Linked DNA regions of Homo sapiens: all the other regions are linked to region 1. The links are chromatin loops, found by intact Hi-C in ENCODE. Cell type or tissue: mammary epithelial cell. All regions are shown on one strand. Each heading gives the region's core, and the rest is flanking DNA. Links, peaks and the distances in the headings are about the cores only.

What was found. Hi-C counts contacts between places; a loop is a spot of excess contacts. Peaks named below come from ENCODE experiments on the same cell type or tissue, not always from the same donor. Only the 100,000 strongest peaks of a DNase experiment are listed, where the experiment ranks them.
Region 2: it touches region 1 in a loop (2.2-fold over the local background); 2 of 110 quality-filtered maps call a loop at or near these places.
Region 3: it touches region 1 in a loop (2.9-fold over the local background); 2 of 110 quality-filtered maps call a loop at or near these places.

Annotation. Positions count from the first base shown.
Region 1 is chr2:131,014,115-131,020,813 of GRCh38, reverse strand. The region is part of intron 4 of ARHGEF4 (Rho guanine nucleotide exchange factor 4); the gene reads right to left. Among named protein-coding and RNA genes, the nearest start is that of SMIM39, 18 kb to the left of the region's middle. In mammary epithelial cell, for the core only: a CTCF peak has its summit at 3,254; a DNase peak (open chromatin) is centred at 3,413; H3K4me3 peaks cover 199 bases; H3K27ac peaks cover 2,486 bases.
Region 2 is chr2:130,916,544-130,923,242 of GRCh38, reverse strand. It overlaps ARHGEF4 (Rho guanine nucleotide exchange factor 4), which reads right to left. Exons shown (of 14, transcript NM_001367493.1): 2 at 5,745-6,699. Among named protein-coding and RNA genes, the nearest start is that of ARHGEF4-AS1, 83 kb to the right of the region's middle. In mammary epithelial cell, for the core only: a CTCF peak has its summit at 2,623 (motif pointing right); a DNase peak (open chromatin) is centred at 2,652.
Region 3 is chr2:130,881,598-130,888,296 of GRCh38, reverse strand. The region is part of intron 1 of ARHGEF4 (Rho guanine nucleotide exchange factor 4); the gene reads right to left. Among named protein-coding and RNA genes, the nearest start is that of ARHGEF4-AS1, 48 kb to the right of the region's middle. RefSeq lists an enhancer at 6,310-6,699. In mammary epithelial cell, for the core only: a CTCF peak has its summit at 3,576; a DNase peak (open chromatin) is centred at 5,986; H3K27ac peaks cover 358 bases.

The sequences.
Region 1 (6,699 bases), core at 648-5,647:
CACTGTTGGTGGGACTGTAAACTAGTTTAACCATTGTGGAAGTCAGTGTGGCGATTCCTCAGGGATCTAGAACTAGAAATACCATTTGACCCAGCCATCCCATTACTGGGTATATACTCAAAGGATTATAAAACATGCTGCTATAAAGACACATGCACAGGTAAGTTTATTGCAGCACTATTCACAATAGCAAAGACTTGGAACCAACCCAAATGTCCAACAACGACAGACTGGATTAAGAAAATGTGGCACATATACACCATGAAATACTATGCATCCATAAAAAAGGATGAGTTCATGTCCTTTGTAAAGGGACATGGATGAAGCTGGAAACCATCATTCTCAGCAAACTATCGCAAGGACAAAAAACCGAACACCGCATATTCTCACTCATAGGTGGGAATTGAACAATGAGAACACATGGACACAGGAAGGGGAACATCACACACTGGGGCCTGTTGTGGGGTGGGGGGAGGGGGGAGGGATAGCATTAGGAGATATACCTAATGTTAAATGAAGAGTTAATGGGTGCAGCACACCAACATGGCACATGTATACATATGTAACAAACCTGCACATTGTGCACATGTACCCTAAAACTTAAAGTATAATAAATAAAATAAAATAAAGAAAAAGAATAAAGGACATCCACATTGAAAAGGAAAAATAAAATTATCTGTTTGCAGATGACATCTTCTTACATGTAGCATACCTTAAAGAATCCACAATAAAATTATTAAAGCTACTAAAATTCAGCAAGGCTACAGAATATAAATTAACACACAAAAATCAGTTTTATTTCTGTATATTTGCAATGAGTAATCTGAAAAGGAAACTTTTGAAAATTTCATTACAATAGCATTAAAAAGAATAAAATACTGGCCAGGCATGGTGGCTCACGCCTGTAATCCCAGCACTTTGGGAGGCCGAGGCGGGCGGATCACGAGGTCAGGAAATCGAGACCATCCTGGCTAACACAGTGAAACCCCGTCTTTACTAAAAATACAAAAAAATTAGCCGGCCGTGGTGGCAGGCGCCTGTAGTCCCAGCTATTCAGGAGGCTGAGGCAGGAGAATGGCATGAACCCGGGAGGCGGAGCTTGCAGTGAGCCGAGATCGCGCCACTGCACTCCAGCCTGGGCGACAGAGCGAGACTCCATCTCAAAAAAACAAAAACAAAAACAAAAACCAAAGAATAAAATACTTAGGAATAAACTTAACCAAGGAGGCCAAAGATGTGTAGAATAAAAGCTACAAAACATTGCTGGAAAAAAAAAAAAGCAAAGAAAGACGTCCCATGTTCATAAATTGAAAGTCTTAATATATTTAAGATGACAATACCACCTAAAGCAATCTGTGTATTCAATGCATTCCTATAAAAATCCAATGACTTTTTTTTTTTGAGACAGAGTTTCACTCTTGTTGCCCAGGCTGCAGTGCAATGGCACGATCTCAGCTCACGGCAACCTCCGCCTCCCGGGTTCAAGCGATTCTCATGCCTCAGCCTCCCAGGTAGCTGGGATTACAGGCATGTGACACCACACCGAGATAATCTTGTATTTTTAGTATAGACAGGGTTTCTCCATGTTGGTCAGGCTGGTCTCGAACTCCCAACCTCAGGTGATCCACCCACCTCAGCCTCCCAAAATGCTGAGATTACAGGCATGAGCCACTGCGCCCAGCCCCAGTGGCATTTTTTTACACACATAGAAAAATTCATCATTAAAATTCACATGGAATCTCAAGGGGTCCTGACTAGCCAAAATTATTTTGAAAAAAACAAAGTTGGAGGACCCGCATTTCCTGATTTCAAAACTTACTACAAAGTCACAATAATCAAATAATGTGGAAATGGCATAAGGATAGATATATAGACCAATAGAACTGAATAGAGGATCCAGAAATAAACCCTCCCATATGTGGTCAATTGATTTTCGACAAAGGTGCTAACACTGTGAGGGAAAAGACAGTCTTTACAGCGAACAGTGTTGGGAAGCTGGATATCCAAATGCAAAATAATGAAGTTAAACCCTTACCTAACACACATAAAAATTAACTCAAAATGGACAAAGTCCTAAATATAAAAGTTAAAACTATAATACTCTTAGAAGAAAACAGGGGAAAGCTTTACAGCAGTGAATCTGTAAATAATTTCTTGGATATAAGACCAAAAGCACAGGCAACAGGAAAAAAATAGGTAAATTGAACTGTATCAAAATTTAAATCTTTTGTGCATTAAAGGACAGTATCAAGAGAGAAAAGGCAACCCATAGAATGGAAGAAAATATCTGCAAATCATATATCTGATAAGGGAATAACATCCAGAATACATTTTTGAAAAACTCCCACAACTCAAAAAACAAAACAAACAAAAAACTCAAAAACTAGCCCAACTCAAAAATAGGCAAAGGATTTGAATAGACATTTCTTCAAAGAAGACATACGAATGGTCAATAGCATATAAATAAGGACATACGACATCACTAATCATTAGGGAAATGCAAATAAAAATCACAGCGGTATGCCAGTTCATCCTTAGTATGGTCATTACAAAAACAACAAGAATAACAAAATATGAAAATAACAATGGCATGTGGATTATACCACAATTGTTTAAACAACTGGTTGGCTGTACTTGTTTGGCACTATTTCTGGATTTTCTATTCTGTCCCATTGATCAATGTGTTCATCCACCTCTCATACCAAATAGTCTTGTTTTCTGTGGGTATAAAATAATTCTTGAAATTTGGTAGAGTGGTTCATCTTACTTAATTCCTCTTTTCAGAAATGTTTTAGCTATTCTTTTTTGTTTCCTCCCCTGGCCTCCTGTTTTAGCTATTCCTGTTCCTTTGCCTTTCCATATAAATTTTAGAATAATCTTGTCTATAGCTAGAAAAAAATCCTGCTGAGATTTTGATAGGAATTACATTAAACCTATGTATCAACTCGGAGACAACTGAAATCTTTACTCTGTTGAGCCCTCCCATCCATGAACACAGAATCTCTCTCCATATTTAGATCCTCTTTGATTTCTTTCAGTTCTCTGCTATTTTAAACAAGTCCCAGACATCACATAATTTGATCCGTGAATAGCATAGTATATGTCTTAAAAGGCAAGGCATCTCTTTCCCTTGCTCTCCCTCTCTGTCTTGCTGCTACACTTTCTTTTCTGGGGTATTTTAAAAGCAATGGTCTCTCGAGGGGAATAAAACAGATTTCTTGTAGGAGTCACTACTTTTCTTGGCTTTTCAGTAGTCCCAGCTGGGGTCTCAGCAGTTCACAAAATGATTGTTCATCTAGCAAATTTGCAGCCTGGGAGAAAAGAAAAGCGAGTTTCAACATGAGTCTCCCAGTACTTTTACTCATCATTTTACATTCCAGCTCCCAGCACAGGGTGTGGGATTGAGGAGGTGTTTCCTGAGGGTTTCACAACTGCATGAACGGAAGGTTGAGCAGGCATTCGTGGGAGAGGGAGTGAAGGTGAAGGTGGGGGAAGGACTCCGGGACTGAAGCCAGGAGATCCAGGCTCTGTGCAAACAGCCAGTGGGAGAGCCAGTCACTTGTCTGCTTAGACTGGGCTCAAACTCTCTTACAAAGCTACTGTGGGTCTCACACAGCTAATTCATAGGAAAGCGTTAAAGGATGGGACCATGTGCCCCACGGTGTATGCAGGTGAATAAATGAACAAAAACAACATGGCCCAGCAACACAAAGGCCAGTCTTGATTTTGGATTTTAAATTTTTTATAGGAAGACAAGTCAGCAGTCTCTGATTCATTCTGAAATTCCAACAGTGTTTAGACAGCACAGCAGCTAAGAGCTCTAGATTCTAGATAAATGCTCAGTGAGGGTGCCTTTGCCTCTGGTGAACAGCAGCCAAACAATTTTCTGCTTCCCCTTACAAGGGAAGGCAGGTAGCTCTGCCCACCCAGGGAGAGAGGTGGAGGAATGTCCTCCTTATGCATCTCTTTCCCATGCTGACCTACTGCCCTGCAAGTCAGTGGTTCTCAAAGTGTGGTCCCCAGACCAGCAGCAGCACTTAGGGAACTTGGTAGAGATGCAAATCCTTGAGACCCGTCCCCAGACCCACTGAATCAGAAACTCTGGGGTGGGGCCCCCAGGTTGTGTCTGCATAGCCCTCTGGATGACTCTGGTGCATGCTCAAATTTGAGATCCACTGCTGTCCATCAAAAGCCATTAACAAAGTGAGTACTGACTTACTGAGCTCTGCTCCAGCAAATGCAGGCAATGCAGTCTTTGACATGGCCTTGGGGCCCTTTGAGAAACTTCTCTAAAGAGTCTGGCATACAGTCTTGGAGTAGAAACAGGAATCTGGGCATGGGGGGCACTGGGCAGGGTGCAGGCGGCCTGGCTGTTCATCCAGCACCAAACAGCCAGGTGCTTCCAGTTCACGTCTGCGCATTGGTTCACTGCTTTCTGAATTCACTCAAATGTATTTATCCAGAGCCCATTGGGTATGCGCCACAGACACACGCAGGGTTCTGAGGATGCAATGTGAAGGTGATGGGGGTCTGGCAGGAAATAAGGGAGTTAAACAAATAATGTTGCGTGATGATGCTGGGAAACCACAGGCACAGGAGGCCCAACCAGGCCTGGGAGATCCTGGTGGGGCACGTTGGGAGGTGTCAGGGTAGCAAGGGGGGTGAAGAGTGTTCCAGGCAACAGGGACAGCATCTAGTCCCAGAAGCAAGAGGGTGGGGTTGCTGCTGGTCATGGAAGAACTGCAGAGTGGCTGGAGTAGAGTGAGAAGCAAGAAGGAGGGTGAGAGGTGAGGCTCCCGGGGAGCCCTGGCATGCATGTGGTCCCTGCCCGGGCAAAACGGCAGGTGCAGGCTCCCCAGTGGCTCTGCGCTGCGGGACTGGGATACGTGTCCGGGTGTGGCCCTACAGGGGCCTCTCACTTCATCCTTGCGACATGAACAAGGAAGGCGAAATGATGTGTCCATTCTACAGATGAGGAAGCTGGGGCCCAGAGAGGTGAAGTTTCTTCACACGCTCACAAGGGGCCAAAGCTTGCCGGCCAGCCAGGTCACTGGGCTCTCTGCACTGGACTGAGTTTGTTTCTATTTTTAGTAGAGATGGGGTTTTGCCATGTTCGCTAGGCTGGTCTTGAACTCCTGACCTCAGGTGATCCGCCCTTGGCTTCCCAAAGTGCTGGGATTCCAAGCGTGAGCCACTTGCACCCAGACTAGCTTTTGTTTTTTAAAAAGATTATTTTTGATAGACTTTTAAAGAACAGTTTTAGATGTACAGAACAACCGGTCAACCAGCACAGAGTTCCCAGGCACCCACACCAGGGCTCCCCGACCATAAGGTCTCACACTAGCATGGCACATTTGTCATGCGAACGGAGTAACACTGACTCTGATAGTCACTGATGTCCAGATTTTGTTCAGATTTCCTCAGGTTCTCCCAAATGGCCTTTTTCTGTTTCAGGATCCAATACTACATTTAGTCATCTCAGCTCCAGATTTTTAATTTTTAGGTTGTACAAACGGCTCACTGAAAACCTCAGATTTGGAGAGCTTTGTTCCTTTGGCAACAGAAACCCTGAGCCATCTACAGTCCCAAGTGGGAATGCGCTCTGCTGCAGAGACCTGCGTCTGGGCCCTCCTGGGAGAAACTGAACTTCTCTCAGGCTCCTTCGTCTCCCAGTTCTCTTCCTGGTGGGGGGAAAATAACTTTTTCTGAGAACATACAACCCTCCTTCTGCTGTGTGTGTGACTCCAGCCTACCTGTGAGGCAGGTATCATTAGGTGCGCCGCACAGATCTAGGCCCCGCAGCTCACACACAGGTGAGACATGCTGAGGTCCCTCAGGCAACCCGCAGCCAGGGCAGGGGAAAACTGCTCCCCGTCTCTCAGTGCCCATCGCTCTCCACACCTCTCCTGCCCTGGGTCTCTAGCCGTTCTGCCTACACAAGGAGGACCCCCTTGCTGCCCCTACTCTCCCTCCAAGGACCCCTGGCTATTTGGTGCTGTCGTGCCATCTCACTGAAGGTAAGAGGAGCCTTTAGCCAAGAAAAGCAGTGACTCCTACAAGAAATCTGTTTCAATCCCCACCTCAGGGAGACCACTGCTTTTAAAATGCCAGAGAAGAAAGTGTGGCACAGAGAGAAAGAGACCTTATGTTTTAAGACATATACTATGCTATTTACAGATCAAATTACATGATGTCTGGGACTTGCTTTAAAATAATGGAGCACTGAAAGAAATCAAAGAGGATCTAAATATGGAGAGACATTCTGTGTTCATGGATTGGAGGGCTCAACTGGATAAAGATTTCAGTTGCTTCCAAATGGATGCATAGGTTTAATGCAATTCCTATCAAAATTCCAGCAGGACTTTTTCTAACCTGGGAAATCAGTCAAAGGTCAGGTCTTCATGTACAAACAAGACTTTGTGGTCACAATTACTTTAAAAAGTAATTACATAAAACATGGCTGTGTCATGATTTAGCAGTAAGTGAAGCATGGTTTCTGACACATGGTAGTGTTATGTTAGGCAAATGTGAAATGCCAGGGATGTGAACAGCTGTTCCTCTAAGTTTAGGTTGCTGCAAAATTCAGGTAATCATTTTCATTTTTCACTGAACAGAACCAGCCTGTAACTCAACATTTTAGATCACAGACTTTTGGAGTACAAACCCAAGGAATGCAATATCGTTACCAAATTACAAGTT
Region 2 (6,699 bases), core at 497-5,496, 97 kb after region 1:
AAGATATCATTATGCCCAGGCGCGATGGCTCACGCCTGTAATCCCAGCACTTTGGGAGGCTGAGGTGGGTGGATCACTTGAGCTCATGAGTTCGAGACCACCCTAGCCAATATGGCGAAACCCATCTCTACTAAAAATACAAAAATTAGCTGGGTGTTGTGGCTCGCGCCTGTAGTCCCAGCTACTTGGGAGGCTGAGGCAGGAGAATTGCTTGAACCCGGGAAGCGGAAGTTGCACTGAGCCAAGATTGTGCCACTGCACTCCAGCCTGGGTGACGGAGCAAGACTCCATCTCAAACAAAATATATATATATATATATCATTAAAGAGGGAAAAGACAAGCCACACAAAATAGGAAATATCTGTGGCACATTTACCCACAATGCAATTCTATCAAGAATCAGTAAGAGAAAGACAACCCCAAAACAAATGGATGACAGACTAGGAGAGACATGTCCCACAAGAGAGTGAAAAAAAAAAATCTGAGGAATGTGAGCCCTTTAAATTATCAGGCCCAAACCCAAAAGGCATTTAAGACATAATATCTCACTCCCCCTCAGCTAAATAGCTACCTCTTGGAGCCACTTGCTATGCGGACTCTAGACTAACTCACTCTGAGGAGTCATAAAATGCCACATACCTTATAGCTCAACAAGGTATAGCCAATCACCAACCGGTGTTACTTCCATAAACCAATGAGAATTCCTGATAAACAACATTTGTACTCACTCCCTCTCCTGATTCCTCCTTTTTTTCTTTAAAAAATTTGAGCCTCTCTTTTGTTCTCTGGAGCACTCTCCAAGGCAACTTGGAAGTGTGTCCCAGGCTGCAGTCCTCGACTTCTGTGCTGAATAAACTCTTTTTTTTTTTTTGAGACAGAGTTTCACTCTTGTTGCCCAGGCTGGAGTGCAACGGTGCAATCTCGGCTCGCCGCAACCTCCACCTCCTGGGTTCAAGCGATTCTCCTGCCTCAGCCTCCCAACTAGCTGCGATTATATGCATGCGCCACCATGCCCGGCTAATTTTTGTGGTTTTTAGTAGAGACAGGGTTTCTCCATGTTGGTCAGGCTGGTCTCGAACCCCTAACCTCAGGTGATCCTGCTGCCTCGGCCTCCCAAAGTGCTGAGATTACAGGCTTGAGCCACTGCGCCCGGCCTGAATAAACTCTTTTTAAACTAGATTCTGACCTTTTTGATTATTTTAGTTTGACAAGGGTATCCAGAGTGTTGAAAAGCACATAAAAAGTTCCTTAGGCCAGGTGCAGTGGCTCATGCCTGTAATCCCAGCACTTTGGGAGGCCAAGGCAGGTGGATTACTTGACCTCAGGAGTTTGAGACCAGCCTGGCCAACATGGTGAAACCCCATCTCTATTAAAAATACAAAAATCAGCTGAGCGTGGTGGCAGGCGCCTATAGTCCCAGCTACTTGGGAGGCTGAGGCAGGAGAATTGCTTGAACCCAGGAGGCAGAGGTTGCAGTGAGCTGAGATCGCACCACTGCACTCCAGCCTGGGTGACAGAGGGGGACTTGGTCTCAAAAAACAAAAACAAAAGTTCCTTAGCCTCTTCAGACATCAGGAAAATGAAAACTAAAATCACAGTGAGATACTGCTACACACCTAGCAGAATGGCTAAAATTAAAAAGGCTGACAGTATCAACCAAATGTGAATGAGAACAGAGAGCAAAGGATACTCCTAATGAGAGAGTGTAATTTGATGCAATCACTTTGGAAAAATAATTTGACAGTATTTAGTATGACTAAAGATATGCATCCCCCAAGGACACCCCTAAAATGCAACCCACAGAAATATACATGCACGTGCAGTAGGCCCCTGACCCAAATGTTCACAGCAGCCCCAAACGGGCACAACCCCCAAGTCCATCAGCAGCTCACTGAGAAATACAATGTGTTATGATGATTCGGAGCAATTCAACATGCTGATGAGAGATCTCCTGACCTCGTGATCCGCCCGCCCCTGCCTCCCAAAGTGCTAGGATTACAGGCGTGAGCCACCGCACCCAGTCCACAGGATGATTCTTAATTAGAGCAGGGGAAGGCAGACACAAAATAGACTGAGTAAAGTTTAAAGCAATGTGTAAGATTTTGTTTATATAAACCTCAAAACAGGCCACCCCCACACCCATAGTAATAAAGTAGTAACACGATAATGAAATGCAAGTGAACACCATGAGATGGGGCATAGTGGGTAGGGCAGGGAGGAGGAAGGGAGGTGGCAGGAAGGGGGCAGGGTGGGGGATGTGGTGTTTCATGACCTGGTGGAGGTCATCCAGTGTCTGTTGACAATATATGTCTACACATTTATGTATTATGCTGTTCTGTAAGTCTTCTCTATTTCTTGACTTTGAAAAGCTTTAAAGAAACTGCAGGATGTAAAGTCACAGAAAATTAAGATCTCTATACACGATATTATCACAGCTATGTTACATATATAAAACTTGTCTGTGGAAGAAATCTAGAAGTAAACAACAAAATATTAAGAATGGTTGTTTTAAAAGATTGGGATAAGAGAACTGCTGCTCCTTAATACGAAGTGGGAATAACTGACTGAATTCCTTGCAAATTACTCTCACCATCAGAGCCTGCTCTCCCAGGAATGCCCACAAGATGGCGCAGTCATTTCTCCAAGGGGAGTTTCACATTCCAGCACCATCCAGGGTTCTACCAGACAGAGGGAACCTTTCTGAGCTTTGCTTCCCTTCCCGTTCCCTATGTACCTGCTGTTCTCCTGTCTGTGGTCTGATGGCGCAGTGTACTAGGCCTTCCTCTTCTCCAGTAAGGAATGAAACATAAAGAGGAATACGAACTCACATTTATCTGGCACCCGCTTCATGCCTGGCCCTTTGCTGTATACTTTATAATCATCATCTCACTTACTATTTGTTAAAACCCATGCAGACTCCAACTGGGGCAACAAGGTGAGACTCTGTCACTACAAAAAATTAAAAAATTATCTGGGTGTGGTGGCGCATGCCTGGGGGCTCAGCAACTTGGGAGGCTGAGGCAAGAGGATTGCTTGAGCCTGGGAGATCCAGGCTGCAGTGAACCGTGATCTCGCCACCACATTCCAGTCTGGGAGACAGAGCAAGACGCTGAATCAAACAAAATAAACAAAAAACAAACAGAAAGACACACACACAAAAAAAAACCCCAACAAACCAAGCAGGCTGTCCAGGTGTGTGCCTGAGGCCCAAAGCACCTGCTCCATCCCATGCACAACGTGAGCACAGGGACCACTTCCAGGAATATCTGCCTTCCAGTATGTGCTTCTGCACCATGTATGTGTGTGCATGTGTGTGTATACACAGACACATAGAGACAGATATGTATATATCACTTTTTTTTTTTTTGAGAGGGAGTCTCACTCTGTCGCCCAGGTTGGAGTGCAGTGGTGTGATCTTGGCTCACTGCAACCTTTGCCTCCCGGATTCAAGTGATTCTCCTGCCTCAGCCTCCCAAGTAGCTGGGATTACAGGCGCCCACCACCAGGCCCAGCTAATTTTTATATTTTTAGTAGAGACGGGGTTTCACCATGTTGGCCAGGCTGGTCTCGAACTTCTGACCTCAGGTGATCCGCCCGCTTCGGCCTCCCAAAGTGCTGGGATTACAGGTGTGAACCACCACGCATGGCCTATATCACTATTAAATCAGGCTTGTTAATTCAAATACTGTAAAATCTTTTTTTGACTACTTGATTTAACTCTGAGTTGCCTAACACTAAAATGTCTTTTTACTTGTAAATCAAGTTCTCTATGTATTTTCAGGTGATCAGAAACACAAAAGGGCAATAAGCAACTAAGTTGGAGGGGTGTGAGGAAATGGGCACTCAGATACTGCTGTTGAGTGTTGATTGCCAATCATTTCAGAAGTAATCTGAAAGCTATTAAAATACCCCTGCCCTTTGTGCAATCCCACTTTTATATCCAACAGACATAAATAAAAGCATCGATATCTAAGGACGCATGCTCAAGGGTGCTGCTGAAGCGTTATTTATAAAGACCCCAAACTAGAGATTACCTCAATGCCAATCAGTAGAAGAACCGTGAAAGGAAATACAGCATGGCCATACTCTGAACTATTATGGAACTTCTAAACAGAGCCATGAACATGAGGCGCTGGAGGGCTTTACCTGCTGTATTAAGCAAGCAAGAAAGATGCAGAGCAATGTGTATGTCTGACCCCGCGGTGTAATTCCCTCTCCCCAAACTGCCCCATAAGCCCTGTGTGAGAACACAATGAAAGATGAGACACCTTAGTATAGGGCAGTGTTTCCTTGCATGGAGTGGGATTAGACGGTTTTGGGGAGAGGCCTTTTCCTTTCTACATCTGTATTGTTTGGCTTTGTTTTTAAACTTCAGTAGTAACAGTAACGAAAAAAAGTAACCCTCCCCCCAAAACAACAAAAAACCTTTAGTGTTTAACTGCGTAGAGATACACAAACAGACTGAGGAGGTGAAGCCATTTCCTGCTGGTAGTGATCCTATTTCAATGTATGCTGTCCACTCGGCCTTGTGGGATGCTCTGCTGGGAAACCCCTTCTCGCCCAGCTCCGCCCCTCTTAGCAGCCCACCTGGCCTGGAGGCGCTCTGCCAGCACCTTATCTGCCGCCCTCCCAGCTGCGCAGCCCGTGAGCCCAGGTGTGGCTGACATCTGCCTGCAGGCGGAGGGGAGCGCCCGAGAGGCCACCGCGTGGGGTGGCTGTGGCCTGCGCTCCCCGGCTCTGGGCGCGCGGAAGACTCGGCATCGCTTGGTCTAAAGAAGCTGAGGGAGCCTTACTTTTTACTTTTCGCAGTCTCCAGGGCACGCTCTGCAATTTCCAGAAAAGCTCTCTCCTTCCAAGGGCAGCTGGGATGAGAAATCCAACCCTTCTCTGCTCCGTTCTGTGCCTGACCCTGCTAACCTATCCTGGACAGAAGCGGTCACTTTGTGGGAGAGACCATCTTACTGCACTAAACATTTCAGAAGCACCAACATTTCCTGTCTCTTTATACGAAGTAAGTCCAGCTGGATCAAATTCTAAATACGATAAAGTAGAAGCCATTAAAGTACTAGAAGACAACATGAGGAATTTTTTTAAATGCCACAGTGGAGAAGAACTAGGTTTAACACAAAAGCCTGCACAGACCGTTCAATAGAAAATGGGCAGTGCCGGCCGAGGCGGGTGGATCACGAGGTCAGGAGTTCAAGACCAGCCTGGCCAACATGGTGAAACCCCGTCTCTACTAAAATAACAAAAATTAGCCAGGCGTGGTGGCGGGTGCCTGTAATCCAATCTACTCGTGAGGCTGAGGCAGAGAATTGCCTGAATCCGGGAGGCAGAGGTTGCGGTGAGCCGAGATGGAGCGACTGCACTCCAGCCTGGGCGACAGAGCGAGACTCCGTCTCAAAAAAAAAAAAAAAAAGAAAAAAAGAAAAAGAAAAGAAAAGAAAATGGGCAGTGCCCAGGGAGCAGGCAGTTCATACAAAAGAAAATTCAAATGGCTTGAAATTAAAGAAAAACACGAAATGATCATGAAATGCCAATTCTGGCTTGTTAGCTTGGTAACGTTCAAGAAGTTGGTCACCCGCTGTGTTCACTGGGGGAGGGGGGGCGGCTGGGAGTGTAACGGGGGCAATTTTGGCCTGGCCTTCCTATTTTACCTCTCCCCTCAGGAAGATTCCCGCCTGCTCCCCTCCTTCTCTTGCCTGCAGAGGTCAGGAAAGGCTTGGTGCGATTCAGATACTCACCTCACTCCCAGGAAGGTCCCTGAGCCAGGGCACTGTGCCCAAGCCGCGCGGACCCTGGCCTCCTTCCCTGCTCTCTTCCTTCTGCTCATCTTGGTTTAGCGTCTGCAGAGAAAGCAGGAAACTGGTCTGGCCCTTGGGAATCTTGGGTCTTTCAGGGTCCCCTGAACTGCTGTCCACGTAGCTGTAGCTTCCAAGAGAAACCATGGAGATGGCGCTACCCCTCCCGGGGTAGTGGAGACCCATCCGCTGAGCACTAGGCCTGGGACTCAGGGGCTTGGGGCTCGTGGGTCTGCAGGGCGTCCCGGGGTTTTCATATGCCAGGCAGCAGGCAGAGCTGGAAGGCAGGGTGTGTGCGATTCCAGCCTGCTGGGCCCGAGGGCTGCCGGGGGACGCCAGCCAGGACTTTTCCGGAAAGATACCTGAAGGTAGGTACCTACCGCCTTCCTGGGTGGCTGTGCACTTGATGGTCGGTTCACTTTTCCTCCTGTGTTCTGGAGAAACTAAACTGGAGGACAAAGGTGTGGAGGCAAGTGGGGGTGCCCAGTGATCGCTAAAAACATAGCCCTCTTTGTCCTCCGCCCGTTCCTCACAGTGGCTGTCGGTCTCTGCTGGGGAGAGAACTTCGGGTCCTAGAGGCAGACTCACTAGGGTGGGCTTTTTGGGGCTTCCGGCATCTTTGCTTTTCAGAAACGCCCGCCAGGAACCCTGGCGCAGCCTGCTCTTCTCCTTCTCGCCCTTGGGAGAACTTGGGGAACGTTCATGGGTGTTCTCTTTCTCTAGAACTATTGACTCAATAAAGTTTGAAAAGGTCTTATGAGCCAAGGCCAACCTTGCCCTGAGTTTTTTCTCCGTTGTTTTGAGTCTCTTTGCGTTGCAGCTCTCAGAGGAAGGCCCTCGGCTACCAAGATCCCCTGAGGTCCCCGTGTGCCCCGCTCCTGCCGGCCCTGCAGTCCTG
Region 3 (6,699 bases), core at 991-5,990, 130 kb after region 1:
TTTCACCACATTGGCCAGGCTGGTCTTGAACTGATCTCAGGTGATCCACCCGCCTTGGCCTCCCAAAGTGCTAGGATTACAGGCGTGAGCCACTGCGCCTGGCCTGCTAAGCATTTTTTTAAAGAAGTTAGAAGATAGAAAAATAGAAAATAAAGCCAAACCAAGTAAAAAGGAATACGGCAAAGCTAACAGCAACATTAATACAAAAGAAATTCAATATATAACAGAGAGGATCAACAAAGCCAATAGGTTTTTAAAAGATGAATAAAAATTATGGTAGAAGACCCTGGGAAGCTGCACACACCTGCCTCCTCCCATTTCCAGGCACACAGCATGATGCTGGTCCAGCTCTCCCTGACAGACCATGTCCCTGGACTCAGGTCTAGTCTATGAAATGTGAGCAAGAGTGACATTCGGCCCCAGCCCATGAAACCCTGCCGGCGTGGTCCTCCATCCTCCTTCCCAGCACAGTGGAGGCAAAGGACGCCGTCCTGGAGACCACATGGTGAGGACAGCCGGGCCAACCACAGAAATGGCCTGGGTTCCTGAACTGTCACTTGGAGGAAAGCTACTGCTGATTATAAAGGCTCATTCAGAGAAATAAACTGCTAAAATGGACACTTTTGTCATTTTGTTGTTGTTTTCAGAAACCAAGAACTCCTTAACGAATAAATTTACAAACCTCAAAAGATTGATCAAGGAAAAAGCAAACACATACGTAACTAGTAGAGGAATGAAAAAAAGTCGGTATCATGATGAATGTTGCAGACATTAAAAGACACTAATAAAAGGGTTTATGATAAAAATAGGTCAATTAATGTGAGCAGTTAGATGACATGGACAAATTCTCACAAAATTATAATTTAACAAAACTAGGCTTAATATTGTTAAGTGCCAGTTCTCCTCATATCTGATCTGCAGATTTGGTATAATCAAAATTCCAGCAGCCTTTTTGTTTTTTTTTTGGAGACAGGGTCTTGTTCTATCACCCAGGCTGGAGTGCAAGGGCATGATCATGGCTCATTGTAGCCTTGACCTCCTGGGCTCACACCATCCTCCTGCCTCAGCCTCCCAAGTAGCTGGGACTACAGACACATGCCACCATGCCCAGCTCCAGCAGGCTTTTTGTAGAAATTCTAATGTGATTCTAAAATTTATATAGAAATGCAAATATCTTAAGACTAGCTAAAACAACCTTTAAAAAGAAAAACAACATTGGGAAACTACACTGCCTGATTTCAAGACTTTTAAGACTATAAAGTGACAGTAATCAAGATAGTGTGACATTGGTGTAAGGATACTAACTAGATTAATGGAGCCAAATAGAGACCAGAAATTAATCCACATGAGCCTACAAATAGATTGCTTTGTTGGTGCCACAGTCATCACTGGGGAAAGGACAGTCTTTTCAACAAATGCTGCTGGACACACTGTATATCCATCTACAAAAAAAAAAATTACCAAAAGTGACTCAAGAAGAAATAGAAATTGTGACTACTTCAACAACCATTAAAGGAATTGAATTATTACTAATTTTTTTTCCCCAAAGGAAACTTCGTTAGCAAATTTTACCAGATATTGAAGGGATAAATCATCCAACCTTTTTTTTTTTTTTTGAGACAGAGTCTCGGTCTGCCACCCAGGCTGGAGTGCAGTGGCGCGATCTCGGCTCACTGCAAGCTCCACCTCCCGGGTTCCCGCCATTCTCCTGACTCAGCCTTCCAAGTAGCTGGGACTACAGGTGCCCGCCACCATGCCTGGCTAATTTTTTTTGTATTTTTAGTAGAGAAGGGGTTTCACCATGTTAGCCAGGATAGTCTCGATCTCCTGACCTCATGATCCGCCCACCTCAGCCTCCCAAAGTGCTGGGATTACAGGCATGAGCCACCATGCCCGGCCAAATCATCCAATCTTATAAAAATCTTTCAGAATTTTTTTTCAGAAAGTAACACTTGATTCATTTTATAAGGTTAATACCTCCTTGATCTTAAAACCTGGCAAAAAAAAACAGCAATGAGAAAGAAAAATTACAGACTAATCTCATCAGATACAGAAATCTAAAACAAAGCATCATCAAATCAAATCCATCAACATAGTAAGAATAAAATAAATAAGGGCCAAATTGGGTAAGCACCAAGGAGGCAAAGTTGATTAAATACAAGAAAACCAATGAATATAATTTCCCACAGTCACAGATTTAAAAGATATCTGAGCACACCAAGCAGTCCAGAAAGAAGAGCCTTGATAAAATTAAACATGTGATCACAACAGACTGGGAAGGGGTTTCCAGAGGCTTCTAGAGTGCTGGGTGTGAACAGTCTCTTGATTCACAGTGTGATTATGTGGGTATTTGCTTTGTAACTCTGTTAAACTCTACATGTCTCATGAAGTTATGAGTATATTAAATTACAAAATAAAAGAAGAAAAGGCCGGGCATGGTGGCTCACACCTGTAGTCCCATTACTTTGGGAGGCCGAGATGGGTGGATCACTAGGTCAGGAGTTCTGGACCAGCCTGGCCAACATGGTGAAACCCCATCTCTACTAAAAATACAAAAAAATTAGCCAGGCATGGTGGCGGGCGCCTGTAGTCCCAGCTGCTCGGGAGGCTGAGGCAGGAGAATCGCTTGAACCCAGGAGGCAGAGGTTGCAGTGAGCCGAGATTGCACAACTGCATTCCAGACTGGGCGACAGAGGGAGACTCCATCTAAAAAAAAAAAAAAAAAAAAAAAAGAATAAGAAAAAAGAGAGTGCTATGGTTTGAATATGCCCTCACCCCCCTCCACTACAAAAAGCATGTGTGGGAAACTTAGTTGCCATTGTAACAGTATTACGATGAGACCTTTAAGATGTGATTGGGCCACGAGGGTTCTTTCCTCTTGAATGAATTAATGCTATTATGTAGGCCGGGCGCGGTGGCTCACGCCTGTAATCCCAGCACATACTAAGCTAAAAACATGTTAGTTCTTTTGTCCTTTGCTTCCTGTTCAATTCATATCACCATAGGTTATGCAATCCTGTATTCAACCCTGTTGACTTTCCTCTTAACGTTGGACAAGACTGTCCCTCAGAGCAGGCTGTAATGCACAAGTAAACATGATTACAGTGCCTTCAAACATCTGACATATGCCCAAACTCAGAGCCACTCCAGTGAAGGGAGATGAGACAGTAGAAAGGCTAACAGTATTTGAGAGCTGACATGCATTAAACAGAAGTGATGTATACCAGGGAGAAAGGTGGAAGTATGGAGTAGATTAGTAATGGCATCATAAACTTGAATGCCTTCAAACTACGTACTTTCAAATATGGTACCTCTTTTCATTCTCTCCTATAGCCCTGTAAGGTAACAGATTTTGTCTTCATTTATTGATGAAGAAGCTGGAGGGGCCTAGAGAGGCCGAGCCTCTTCCTGGTTAGCACAGATCCTGAAGAGTCCTCAGCTTGTAATCATCACTGTTCTATGGCGTATGATTCCAGGAGGCAGCAGGGTCCGGCCTCAAGGGCCACCAGCAACATTCTGCTGGCCCTGGAAACAAAATAATGAGGGCCTGGCCCTTCAACAGTATTTCTCTAACTCTGCTGCCACTCAGGGGCAGTTCCATATATTGCTTTGTATCATGGTTACTTGTTATCGCTTTCTAAATGTTTTACTTCGTCCAGCAGAGGATGAACGCTCAGAACAGGTGTTGCAACTTGCCCTTTAGCCCTCAAAGTATTAAAAATCATGCCAGCCACCATATATCAGGTGCGCTGCTGCTAATAATGCCAGCTACCACTGTTGAGAGCTTTTTATTGTAATTACAGTCCTCTGAGATAGGCATTATAATCATCTTCATCTTACAAAACAATACACTGAGACATAGAGAATTTAAGCAGCTTCGACAATGTTACATAGCTAGAAAATGGCAAAACTAGTCATCTAACAAGTATAATCTGCTTCCAGGGTCTGTACTCTTTAACCATTAAACTATAGTGTGGGTGTGTGTGTGTGTGTGCACGTGCCTATGTGTGTCTGTGTGCATGCATGTGTGCACGTGTGTGTGCATGTGTATGCGTGTGTGTGTGTATAAATTGAGTTTCTGTGAATGCTCTCCTGCCTATTCAGATACTGTTACTGATAACATCTCCAGGCTCAGCTCATTTCCTGCCTCCTTCAAAAGCCTTCCAAACTATTTGGTGAAATCATTACACCCTTTTTGGAATTTCCACACACTTCTTGCCATCACAACATAAAATAACTTTGCATAAAATCAGTAGGAGGATATATAATGTTGACGATGATGTTGGTGATGACGATAGTTAATATTAATGGAGCACTTCATTATTCCATGAACTTTACATAAATTCACTCATTTAATGCTCAAGTACCCTGAAAAGATACCTATTATTCCATATTTTATAGATGAGGAGGCTGAAGCTCAGGAGGCTGAGGAATTCACACACAGTCACACAGATAGTGACAGACCCCAGTTTCCAGCCTAGGCCATCTGCCTGCAGACACCAGGAGGCAGGACACTGGTTTCCTAAGGCCTCTTGGAAGACCAGTGTGCCCACGGCTGCATCAGAGGGCACTCAACCCACGTGCCATCATTCACTGCAGCTCTGCCTGTCCCACCCACTGCCCCTGCAGACATGCGTGGGCCCTGCCCCTGGCTCTGTGACTGGGCCAGGTCCAGGCGACTCCATTCCTGCCTCTGGTTTCCCAGGTCCCAGCTACTAAGTCAACACCATGCAAGACATTTAGAAAAGTGTTGTAAATAACAGAACACAGTATTTTTAGTGGGGAAGGGAAGGAAAAGAAAGATGAAGAGAAGAGACATCTGAGAAGTCGATCTGTTTTTGAGTTGTGCTTTTTTATTCTGAAAAAAATTCTGAGCTTATACACACAGGGAACGGTGAGCACACTGCTCCGGCATTCCACAGAAGAGGGAGCTCTGGCACCCCAGGGACCTCAGGGCCCTGCCATCATTCAGGAAGGGGCTGCTCACCCAGCACACTCGGTCTCAGCAGGGAAGCAGGAAAACGGCCTGGCAGAGAGGCCCCATGCCCACTGGCCACCCTCTTAAGTCTGGTGTGAGAAGATGCTGTGGGTCCACCCAGTCAGTTCAACAAATCCTCACTGTCTGCCCACTACATCCGAGTACCGTCAGAGAGGGCACAGAGGTTCTGGCATCTCGCTCCTTGAAAAACCCTCAATTTCTCAATGGTATCCTGGAAAATAACTCATAGGGGTTAGAGGTAGAAAGGGGACAGGAGATGCATCACCACCAAAGGTGAGGAGGGGCAGTCAGCTATGAAACCTCAGGCAGAAAGGGGAGCCAGAAGTCTTTTTAAACAGACAGAAAAGAAATCAAAATAAAAACAGGAGCTAAAATGACAAAAAAGCAAACAACCTAGACAAGATGTCCAGCCCTATGTCCCTGTCCCTCGGGGGACTCAGCCCATTGTGGATGGGGAGGATCTGCTTGACGGGGTGCAAACTGAGACCCCCACCCTGGCCCTCCTGCCTGCACCCACAGACATTTCATTTTCTGCTTCTTTTAAATGAGAAAAATCTCCGAGAGAGGGTACGGGTGAAGTCCCCTGCGTCTGTGTTCGCACTAGTTTGTGGCACTTTGCTTTAGTCAGTAACCTCAGTGAGCAGAAACAGGGTTTGGACTTCAGGCTTGCAAAGGACTGAAGGCCTCTGTCCTTCCCCCAAGTTCATATGTTGAAATCCTAACTTCCAAGGTGAGGGTATTGAGAGGAGACTGTTGGGAGGTGGTTAGGTCATGAGGGTGTCGCCCTCATGAGTGGGATTAGTGCCTTTATGCAAAAAGCCACCGGAAAGCTCACTCACCCCTCCCACCACGTGGGGACACAGTGAGAAGGTGGCCTTCTGCAACCTGGAAGGGAGCCCTCCCTGGAACCTGACCACGGGCGTCCAGCCTTTAGACCTGGGGGAAATAGATGTCTGCTGTGTAAGCCACCCACCCAGCCAGCCCAAGCTGACTCAGACAAGGCCTGAGGGCTGGAAACAGGAAGGAACAGGCCCTCCTGGGCCCAGCCTAGCCATGGGCAACCACACCTGTTGCTTCCTAAATGATTTCCTCTCTGTCCAGGACCTGTTGAGACCCTTTCTCAAAGACGAACAAACAAACAGCCCCTACCTTTTGTGAAAGGAGCTGAGAATAGCTAAGACAATTGGGAAAGCGGGCTTGGGGATTTCTTTGCAGGTCTATCCCTGCTTGAGGCTGTCAGTGCCCAGGCTCGCTTCCTGTCCGGCCATTCTCAATGTCCTGTTCACACTGGTGTTTTGACTGCTGCACCCCAGCCCCTCTTGATTACCCCAAGCGCTGCCTGAGGCTCTGTGTCAACCACCCAGACTAGAGAGGGGGTACCTGTTTTGCCAGCCAGCTTGGCGTGGGCCTCCAACCACGCCCTTTTGGCCAAGGTGGTTCTCGTACACACCTGCTGCAACCAGACCAGTCACTCCCCGCCCAGTACACCAGCCTGTGGTCCTCACTGGCTGCACGTGGCATCACCATCTGCTCTGGATCGCCATCTCGCCCACGCAAGGGCCGCCCTCCAGGATGGTCCTCCAGCACTTCTGAGCCACAGTGAGCGCTCCCTCCTTACATCTCCCGAAGCATTCACTATAGCAAAACCTTGTACGTCTGCGGAGGATGGCCTCAGAAACAGCTCACGCACAGCTGTAGTC